Linked DNA regions of Homo sapiens: region 1 is linked to region 2. Evidence: chromatin contacts called from ENCODE Hi-C or POLR2A ChIA-PET data. All regions are on one chromosome and are shown on one strand. Each heading gives the region's core, a stretch centred on a gene start or an enhancer-like site at or near the end of the contact. The rest is flanking DNA. Distances are from core to core; before and after follow the strand shown.

What was found. A loop is a pair of places that touch in the nucleus more often than their neighbours do. ChIA-PET counts read pairs that join two places held with the same protein, here RNA polymerase II (POLR2A). Pooled maps may share reads with other maps.
Region 1: a loop to region 2 is called in a map of tibial artery, with 2.1 times the contacts of the local background. The contact joins the enhancer-like site here to the promoter of MAP1LC3B in region 2. A Hi-C loop is called at or near these places in 8 of 168 maps with a recorded cell type or tissue (aorta, ascending aorta, dorsolateral prefrontal cortex and 4 more), 1 of 37 single-sample maps with no recorded cell type and 13 of 50 pooled maps. POLR2A ChIA-PET finds 5 or more read pairs at or near these places in 1 of 52 experiments (WTC11).

Annotation. Positions count from the first base shown.
Region 1 is chr16:87,554,728-87,559,835 of GRCh38, forward strand. No RefSeq gene overlaps it. Among named protein-coding and RNA genes, the nearest start is that of JPH3, 45 kb to the right of the region's middle. RefSeq lists an enhancer at 2,382-2,881. Within about 2 kb of position 2,569, at least 14 of the 41 ENCODE cell types and tissues checked have a DNase peak (open chromatin) inside an H3K27ac peak, as active enhancers do; they include ascending aorta, heart left ventricle and heart right ventricle, where a contact is called at or near this core.
Region 2 is chr16:87,389,334-87,394,496 of GRCh38, forward strand. It overlaps MAP1LC3B (microtubule associated protein 1 light chain 3 beta), which reads left to right and starts at 3,003. Exons shown (of 4, transcript NM_022818.5): 1 at 3,003-3,134. The coding sequence starts at 3,095. LOC124903747 (a long non-coding RNA gene) reads left to right here. Exons shown (of 2, transcript XR_007065168.1): 2 at 429-988. It also overlaps a transcript of FBXO31 not described here. RefSeq lists enhancers at 1,961-2,919, 4,136-4,185 and silencers at 2,436-3,085, 3,106-3,275, 3,386-3,515.

The DNA of each region.
Region 1 (5,108 bases), core at 1,319-3,818, 160 kb after region 2:
AATATTGTGGGATCATCAAAAGAGATGGTTTAAAAAAGGAGACAGCGATGGTTAGAAATGTTAAAATGTGCCTATCCTGGAACCCCACAATTTCACTTCCCAGAATTTATCCCAAAGACAGGCACAAGGGCAAGCATGAAGAAACAAGAGTAACGGGGTTTCACAATTATTGCGAAAAGTCGGAAACCACTCACGGTCACTCCGTAGAGGCTGGGTGACATGAACCGATGAACTTGCACAGAACGGAATGCAGTGACAGGGCTAGATTAGAAACAGACGGGCAAGTTCAAGGACCTAGTGAAGGGGCGGGTTATCAAGGTGTGTTGAGGAGGGGGTGAAAGGAGGTTGTCGAAGGATAGGAAGCAGCACAGGACTGGAAAGAGGGAAGCTGGGACCACCCGTAGGCCCAAACAGAAATGAGGCTTTCAGAAGAGAAGGAGGCTCCCGCCCATCGCCAGCGTCCAGGAGGAGACAGTGGGTAGGCACACCCCGCTCTCCTCCCACGCTCTGCTCTGTCCCAGTCTCCTGTTGGGCAAATCCAACTGAAAGGCAGAGAGTCCGTGGGGTGGGGTAGGTCAGCGCCCAAAGCATGGGGCAGGTGGAAAAGAGAGGAGATTGGATGAGGCGGGGCTAGCAGGAGAGGCCTCACATAGGGGCAAGCCAGAAAGACAGCGCCACATCTGAAAAGATGCCCGTGTGTGTCCACAAATTCTAAAGGTGACATATTTTAGTATCCTCGCTGTCCTAATCTCAGTGGAAGTGTACGAGTATAAAATGAAATAAAAACATTATATGCGTAGATGTATAGTGTGAATATATATCAGTGTATGCTTATACTTGTGCATACCCATGCATATGATGTAAAAATATATATAGCGGCAAGCAGATCTGTAGGTATGATCTTAAATTTGGAAATCAATCAATCAATACATTTATGTGGAGAGTTTTGAAAATCACGATCTGGCAATCCACGCACCACGGGGCTCGCGGTGATGATTCCTGGGTCATGAGACGATGGCGGCTTCCTGCCCTCCCTCCTCTCGTTACACTTTCGATCTTCTGAATATTTTGCAATGAGTATGTACGGCTCTCACAATGAGAGAAACAGCTATTTAGCAATAAATAAATAAATAAAATAAATAAATAATGTTGCAAGGACAAGCAGCGTTTACGAGAATGACAGCGTAACGTGCACTGGTGCCTAATGGAACAACATGAGGTGGGAAACGCAGTCCGGTGCCCGCTGTGAGTGTCTGTTTGGTGTGATGATGAGTGAGGATGTGTGTGAGGGGAAGCAGCCCCACCTGGGATGGATCAGAGGAGTTGGACTTCGATGGGGTGGAGGCCACGTGGGGGGTGATGCTCTTGTTCTTTCTCCACATTCCATGCACAAAACTAAACCAAACAGTGCTTTTTTTGTTTTTGTTTTTGTTTTTGTTTTTTGAGACAGGGTCTCGCTCTGTCTCCTAGGCTGGAGTGTTGTGGCTCAATCTCAGCTCATTGCAACCTTGACCTCCTGGGCTCAAGCGATCGTCCCATCTCAGTCTCCCAAGTAGCTGGGACCACAGGCATGCACCACCATGCCCGGCTACTTTTTGTATTTTTTGTAGAGATGGAGTTTTGCCATGTTGCTCAGGCTTGAACTCTTGGACTCAAGCGATCCTCCCGCCTCGGCCTCCCAAAGTGCTGGGGTTACAGGTGTGAGTCACTGCACCTGATCCCAAATGAGCTTTTAAAGGAGAACAGGAGGCTCAATGATTGGACAAGGAGGAGGCTGGGCTCTGTTTCCAGGGCAGAGGGAGGGGTCAGGTCAGTTCTAGAGGCCGGCTTTCCCAGTTTACAATGGGGGAAGCCGGGGCCCAGAGGGCAACTGTTGTTAATTAGCGCTGGCGCACTTTTCTCCCCAACCCCATGCGGGTTCTGTCGCACCTGCTCGCTCTTAGGACTGAATGCCCTACGATCCCCACCGAAAGGATGCTAGAGGTTACAGGAGTGGCCCCCTACCGCTCAGCCAGTAACAGGCTTTGAACCCTGCTAAACTCCGGTGGCACAGGCTGCGCGAGGCTTGCGTCTCCTCAGAAGGGCCGCTCCTCTCTGGTCAGCAAAATCTCCTCCCCGCCCAGGAATCTGGACGGCCCCTGCCATTTGCCTGGTTGTTCCCCTACCCGAGTGCCCTCGATTTTCCCCTCTGGCCCGGGCAGGAGCAGCAGGGCTGGATGCCAGGGCCCCAGGGGCAGGGAGGTGAGTGGGCAACACTCCTTCCCCCATGGGTAAGGCAGACACCCAGCCTCGGACCACATCAGAGACGCCTAGGGCCCCAGCCACAGCTGGGATCACTCAGCTGGGTAATGTCTCCACTTCCCGGCCAGGCCAGAGCTTTTCCATCCTGCCAGGACTTTCAAGAAAACAGCTGTCTGGCTGGTGAGTAGAGGGGCCTGGCCCTGGGTGGCCTTCCTGGCTGGCTGGCCCCAGGGACTCAGCAGGCACAAAAACAGCCTCGCTTCTCCCCAGCTGCCAGCTCAAGGTCTGAGGGACCCTGACAGGCCTGTCCTCGGCTCAGGGCTGACCCTTCTTCCCTTCCAGGCTGAACAGAAAGCAAAACATCAGCCTGCTGGCCCGTGGGGGTTGGGAGGGGCGGGTGTCATTGCCCTCTAACAGCCTGGACATTCTTGCAGTCACTTGGGCTCAAGAGGTTTAAAAGTTCCCACTGCTTGGAGGACAAGGACAGGCCAAGAGTGTCTGCTGGTGCAGGCAGTGGATGTCTGATTCCCCCAGGGGCAGGGATTTCCGTGGGACTCATGGAGGACTTTGGGGGCCCATGAACCTAGCAAGAAAAATTTATATGTTTGTTTTCACCAACCTTTAACTCACACACACAGATCCTGGACTCAGGGGGATCAGTCAGCTGTGACTTTGCTGTTCACAGAGACCTCGATAGGGACCCCGCAGCTAGTGTCCAGACAGACATCTCATAGCAGCACTGTCTTTACCTCCTCTTCCAGGCAGGCACCGTGATCACCCCCACTTTACAGATGAGAAAAGCCAGGCTGGGGGATGTCATTACTCAGGGTCCCCGGCTTGTGAACTGCTATTCGAACCCAGGTCCATCTGACCCCTTGGGGTTAATGCACTAAACCAGAATTGCAGGATTCCACAGCAGCTGACCGCCCCACAGAGGCCCACCTCTAGCAGAGGAGATGGGAAGGTTAGAGCTGGTTATTTAATGTGCTATAAAGAAACCCCTATCACTGAATCTCATCTAGAGCTATATACGTAACTGGCTTTGATTATAGTCTATGCATTTATTTATGCATTTAAAACATTATTCTGGGCAGGGATCCACAGGCTTCAATGGAATGGCAAAAGGATCCATGGCATGAAAAGGGTTAAGAACCCTTGCTTTAGAACCTGCTGGTAAAATAATAATGAGGAGGTGGAAAATAGAGTGCCACTTCCATGAGGGCAGGGCCTGCCTGTCTCCACGCACTGCTCTTGTTCTGGCATCTAAAGGAGCTCTTGGTCAGGAACAGCATCTGATTTCCCTAAGTTTACACCTTTAACCTGTTCCCATCTCACTATTCCCATTGGTACCATCGAGGCTGTTGTACAGAGTGCCCTGCAAATGCAGCCTCAAGACAAACCCTTCTGGTGAGGCTGCTGCCGGGACGATTCTCCCATATAAACCCTGGAGCAGCCATGCCCCTCAATAACTACCAATGGGAGAGGTGAGTTCCAGAGGGGTGTGCAGAAATGGCTCTGCAAAACCAGTCCAGGTGCAAATCCTGGCCCCATGATTCACTAGCTGGGTGACCTTGAGTGATTCCCCTAACCTTTCTGGCCCTTGTTTCCTTATCTGTGACATAGGCTTCATCATACAACAAGAAAAAATATTCCATATTTGCTTGATCACATATCTGTGCATTTATTCACCCACCCATCCAACCATTAGACCATTCACTCACCCATTCATCCATCCGTCCATCCATCCACCTATCCATCCATCCAGCCAGCCAGCCAGCCATCCACCCATTCCTCCACCCACCCACTCATCAATTCATCCATTCACCCATCCATCCATTCACCCATCCATCCAGTTATCCATCCATTCATCCATCTACCCATCCATCCACCCATTCCTCCACCCACCCACCCATCAATTCATCCATCCATCCATCCATCCATTCACCTATTCACCTGCCCATCATTCACCCATCCATCCATCTACTCATCCATCCATTCACCCATCCACCTACCCACCCACGCATTCATTCACCCATCCATCTATTCATCTACTCATCCACCCATCCACCCATTACTCCATCTACCCATCCATTCTATTTTTCGATGGGTTTCAGAATACATACATTTCCCCCTAAATACTTCCACATGCAAATCATTAATCAGGCTTTCATATTTCAGAAACTTAATTTTACTTCTAGAAATTAAGGTGGCCAAGTCCTGCCTCCTTCTTGCCTCTCCCTACTCCCACCCTGCCGCTCCAGGCTGAGATATCCTAGGGCAAGAACTAACAGGACCCTCTGAACTCCTCCCGGGCCCCTGGTTTCTGGAGACCCCTCTATGGAGGAGAATCTAAGGACAGCCTGAAGTTGGGGGGTGTGTGTGTGGTGGGGCGGGATGGCGGGGAGGGGTTGCTCCTCCTGAAGCCCTTCAGTGACAGCCAAGCACTTGCTTGTCTGGCTGTTGAGGCTTTTGCTTAACTTCCCCTGGGTGTCTCACCAGCTCTGGCACTGGTGCAAGCTCATCACCTTGGACCAGCTGCCTGTAGAGGTAGTGAGCTCGCCATCACTGGAAGTGATTAAGCAAAGACTGAAAGAAGCTCTGGTGGGGGTGGGAGAATGTTGTAGAGAAAATTTAACCCAGAACAGGGTTAAACTACATCAGGGCTTCTCAACTTCTGCGCTGTTGATATTTTGGGCTGGATAACTCTGTTATGGAGGCTGACCTGTGCACCGCAGGGCATCCTGCAATAGTTCTGGTCTCAATCCATTATATGCCAGTAGCACCCACCCCCTAAGCAAAATGAAAACCAAAAATGCCTCCCGTCATCACCAAATGTTCCCTGGGGGTGAACTTGACCCCAGGAGAGA
Region 2 (5,163 bases), core at 1,753-4,252:
GACTTCAGTCCTATATTTCAAAAACACGCAGAGTAACCCTGGCCCATTACTACACAACTGTCGATGCTACTTCCTCTGGCAATGAACCCAAGGCCTGGAGTAATTTGGTAAAGCTTTATGGATGCCCAAGGGTGGGAAAATATGAGACTCTGCTTCCCCTCCCCCATCTCCATATGCCAGATATCGATTTTTTCCCTTCTTCTTGCATTTGGAACAGTTGTCCAGCAAGAGAAAGAAAAAGCCCATTTCTTACAAAGCAGCAACTCAGCCAAGAACGCACTCACCAGTCAATACTTAATATCATAAAAATCCAGAAAAGAAAGCAACACAGACTCCACTCTTTAAGACTTCAAAACTGATACTTTGTTGTTTGGCAGAAGGTAGGTACATAATATGCGCTTACCGGATTTTTTTTTCTATTTTCACAGAATACAAACCAACAGACTGTAGCCATCTTCTGAACGCTGTCCTAGATCATGTGAAGGCACAGCTTCAGAGGTTAAAAATTTCGGAATCTGGAAACCAGAGAGAATGTTTAAGTACTCTTCTTTATTAATTGTATGACTATCAGAGATGTCTGAGGTAAAGAACTATGACAAAAAAATCAGGGACAGAAAGTGCCACCTGCACAAATGCACCGTTATTTCACAAAAAGTGGTACAATTGGCTGGGCGCGGTGGCTCGTGCCTGTAATCCCAGCACTTTGGGAGGCCAAGGCGTGTGGATCACCTGAGGTCGGGAGTTCAAGACCAGCCTGGCCAACATGGTGACACCCTCTCTCTACTACAAATACAAAAATTAGCTGGGCGTGGTGGCAGGCACCTGTATTCCCAGCTACTGGGGAGGCTGAGGCAGGAGAATCACCTGAACCCGGGAGGTGGAGGTTGCAGTGAGCTGAGATCACGCCACTGCACTCCAGCCTGGGCAACAGTGCAAGGCTCTGTCTCAAAAAACAAATAAATAAAATAAACAGTGGTGTAATAAAGAACTACAACTAACGTCATTCTTCTGATGGTGGGAGTAAATTAATTATACAAGGATCTATGACAGTAGTTGGCTTCTCTAGAAGAAATCCCAACTGTATAAAAGCACTTTGAGAAATATATTTTCTTTCTTTTTTTTTTTGAGATGGAGTTTCGCTCTTTCCCCCAGGCTGGAGTGCAGTGGCAGGATCTTGGCTCGCTGCAACCTCTGCCTTCCGGTTTCAAGCGATTCTCCTGCCTCAGCCTCCCGAGTAGCTGGGATTACAGGCGCCTGCCACCACACCCGGCTAATTTTTGTATTTTTAGTAGAGATGGGGGTTTCGCCATGTTGACCAGGCTGGTCTCGAACTCTTGACCTCGTGATCCTCCTGCCTTGACCTCCCAAAGTGCTGGAATTACAGGCATGAGTCGCCGCACCTGGCGCGAGAAATATATTTTCATACTTTTTTTCTTCTTTTTTGTGGAGGACGGGGTCTTGCTATGTTGCCCAGTCAGGTCTCAAACTCCTGGGCTCAAGCGATCCTCCCAGCCTCTGCCTCCCTGAGAGCTGGGTTTACAGGCTTGGAGCCACCGCCCCCCGCTATTTTCATGTTTTGTATGATTCAAGCTTACAGTGTAGAGTGTATTAGCCTAATCCAATTACTTTATCCAATTGGGATAGAAGAAAGGCTTTTACAAAGTCAAAAGGAGAAATCCTGGAACTATGGGGCTCTTTCAAAGTATTAGATGTTAAAGAACAAAAACAGCCAAATAGCCGGGAGCAGTGGCTCACGCCTGTAATCCCAACTCTTAAGGAGGCCGAGGCGGGAGGGTTGCTTGAGGCCAGGAGTTCAAGACCAGCCCGGGCAACACAGCGAGATCCCGGCTCTACTCCCAGCTTCTCGGGAGGCTGAGGCAGGAGGATCCCTTGAGCCCAGGCGACCGAGGCCGCCGCGAGCTATGATCGTGCCACTGCATTCCAGGCTGGGCAACAGAGCAAGACCCTGTCTCAAAAAAACCCCAAAGAATCTAGTGCTGTTCCTACAGAGACACATTGGCCACAGGCTGAGGTGGGCAATAGCAACCAAATATCGCATGGTGGTTTACGCACTGCAGCCCATTTGGAGTCCTCAAATATGACTGCCCTTTCACAGATGAGTCTGAGACTCAAAAACTGTCACTAGCGTAAGGTTGTCCAGCGAGTTTAGTGGCTGGGAGGCTGAGGGGTAGACAGGGCGGCTAGCGATGTGGGGCAGGCCTGGCAGTCGCCACAGACGACCTAACGGTAGGAAAATCTTACAGCCACCAGGAGAGTTCCAGGCGCCGCGGCAGGGGGACTGGGAGAGGGGACTGCGCCCAGAATGAAGGCTCGGGACAAAAGCAGTTGCGCAAACGCGCCAAGGCTGGGCGTCGAGTGACCGCGGGCGGAGGTCACCAGCGGCCACTCCCCGGAAGCCACCCACGGACCACGCGCGCCCCTGCACGCAGAGGGGGCCAGGGCTCCACGGGCGAGCGGCGACCCTGCCTCCCGGAGACGGCGCGGCCTGCCCTGCGCGCCTCAGCCCCGGGTGCCGGCGTCTCGGGCAGCACCACCAAGTCTCTCTGGAGGGGAAAGGATGGTCGGATTTGCCCCATGTCCCTTCCTCTGACCCCTCCCTCAAGAGTGCCCCGGGACACCCCGCCTGTGGCTCAGCCTCCCCCGCCCCGCGCTGCCATCTCCTCAGGGCCGGGCAGCAGGCTCCCGAGCGCCCACAGACCCGGGGTGCGGCCCAGCCCACAACCGTCACCTCAGGGGCCTCAGGCGCCCAGCGGTGCTGGGCGGGGCTGGGGCACGACCGGGAGCATGCGCAGAGCGCGCGTTTCGCCCATCGCGCACGCGCACACACCTGCTCCGCCCCCACGCTGCGTGCCGCTGCTGGGTTCCGCCACGCCCGTCATGGCGGCGGCCCCGGCCGGCTCTGGCCCCGCCCCTCGGTGACGCGTCGCGAGTCACCTGACCAGGCTGCGGGCTGAGGAGATACAAGGGAAGTGGCTATCGCCAGAGTCGGATTCGCCGCCGCAGCAGCCGCCGCCCCCGGGAGCCGCCGGGACCCTCGCGTCGTCGCCGCCGCCGCCGCCCAGATCCCTGCACCATGCCGTCGGAGAAGACCTTCAAGCAGCGCCGCACCTTCGGTGAGTGTCGCCGCGAGGGCGGCGGGTGCGGCGGGGCCGGGGTCCGAGCTGTGGAGGGCGGCAGGGCCTGGGACGCCGTGAGGGGTCGGGGCCGAGCCGGGAGGCCGAGCGGGGCCGGTGGCTGCCGGCCGGCGGGGCCGAGGGATGCGGGGCCCGGGGCCCCGTGAGGGACCCAGGCCGGGACCGAGCCGGGAGGGCCAGGGGCTGGTCTGGGCCGGGGCGGCCTGCGGACCTCTCGGAGGCCTGGGAGGAGGCAGCCGGCGGAGGGCGGGCGGGGGCCGGTGCGCTCGGGGCCCCGGGCCTGCTGAATCACCCCGCGCCCTCCGCGGCGGGGTGCCTGCCGTACCCCGGCCACCGCCGCCCCCGCAAGCGCGCTGCGGGCGAGGGTCGCGCTTCTGGGGCCCAACAGCCCCCGGGGCCGCGCTGGGCCGTTCGGCTCTGAAGCGGGGCTGCGCCGGGACCCAGCGCGTCACCTTCAGGGCTGGTTTTCCCGTCGAGGGAGCCCGCCCGGGTGCGAGTGCCTCTTACAGACCTCAGTGCCTCGGTCGAGAGGAGGGGAATGTGCTGGGCCCCGGCCTCGCCGCGCCCGGGACGGCCCACAGCGGTGTTGCCAGTTCCTGTCTGTAGCCCAGGAGCTGGGGTGGGAGACTTCTCTTGGGTTTGCGATTACGTTCTCACCTTGGCACCAGGAATACCGAATACATCCCTTTTCTGCCGGTTCAGACTGGAAACCCAGCTTAGGTGTGCTGGCATTTGGTTAAACGTGCAGGTGTCACCATCACAATATTTACTCCACGCAGATGATGCGAAGTGATTATTTCCCGCTTGAGCAAGAGAACGCCGCAGATCCAGGTATCTGTTGTTGCCTAAGTTCCAGACACCGGTTTGGAAGGGAAGCACCGTGTTCATCGCGGTGGACTGCGAATGCCTGCCGCCATCCTCGTCAGGAGCCCACACAGTGGTGCTGTTTGTCTGCTTTTGCCTAGTTTCCCGGAGTCTAGAAAGAGTTTAGCATTCATTTGAGTTTGGATATAGTTTTGCAGGTCTCATTGACCATTATTTTTTTTCTTATGCCTGAGAAACTTAAGCAAATTAAAATGGACCTTAGCTTGCCAAGCATATCTTTTCAGACAGCCTCTTGAGGCAGTCCGTTGGTTAGCAAGACTTACACGTGCCTTTTTTGTTAGTAGTTTTCTTGTTAGTCACCTTAATGAACTCTTTACTGTAGTGTCTAGGCTTATTGAGCCCTGAGAGCAGCATTAAAGACAGATTTTCTTTTCTTTTTTATTTTGAGACAGGGTCTCACTCTGTCACCTGGGCTGGAGTGCAGTGGTGCAATCACAGCCCACTGCAGCCTCGACCTCCCGGGCTAAAGCGATCCAGCGGCCCCCCTCAGACCTGGCTTCTGTTTTCACCAATGAAAAGTTAACTGGGAACATTTATGTAGGAGAGATGCCCTTTTTCTCATAACAGAAACTATAGTTATTTTCTTTTTTGCTTAGTACTTTTGGGTTATTCTGGAAAAGTCTCTGCGAAGAGTGGGTAGTAAGGGTAGGAAATGTGAGACTAACACATCCGAACAAGGAATTTCCTGGAACCTAAAAGTGGCCCTGAGGGTAGACCAGCAATAATGCCCCATTTTTTTCCCATTGATGTATGGACCTTGTATATACTGTATTTTCAGGGTTTTTTCCCTTGGCTCACCTTTATTTTGCCCCCTCCCCTTTAAATATCTCTTTAATAGTCACTTTGTAGAAATGTGTCAAATATCTTAACAGCTGTTACCTTTCCTTGCTTCTGATTTTGGTAATTAAAAAAAAAAATCTTTCTAGTTCATGAATATTTTGGTAATGTTGATCATGAGTACTGACAGTTTTCAGACATGTGTAGCACAGTAAGTGAGGGAAATGAATCCTTAGAGAGAACCTCTTTATGGAGCCTAAGATAAGCCCCAGTTAGCTTGAGTGGTGTTTTCTCTTTCCAAGTGAGTGAGTTTAAGGTTAATACTGAATATAGCTCTGCTGATAAA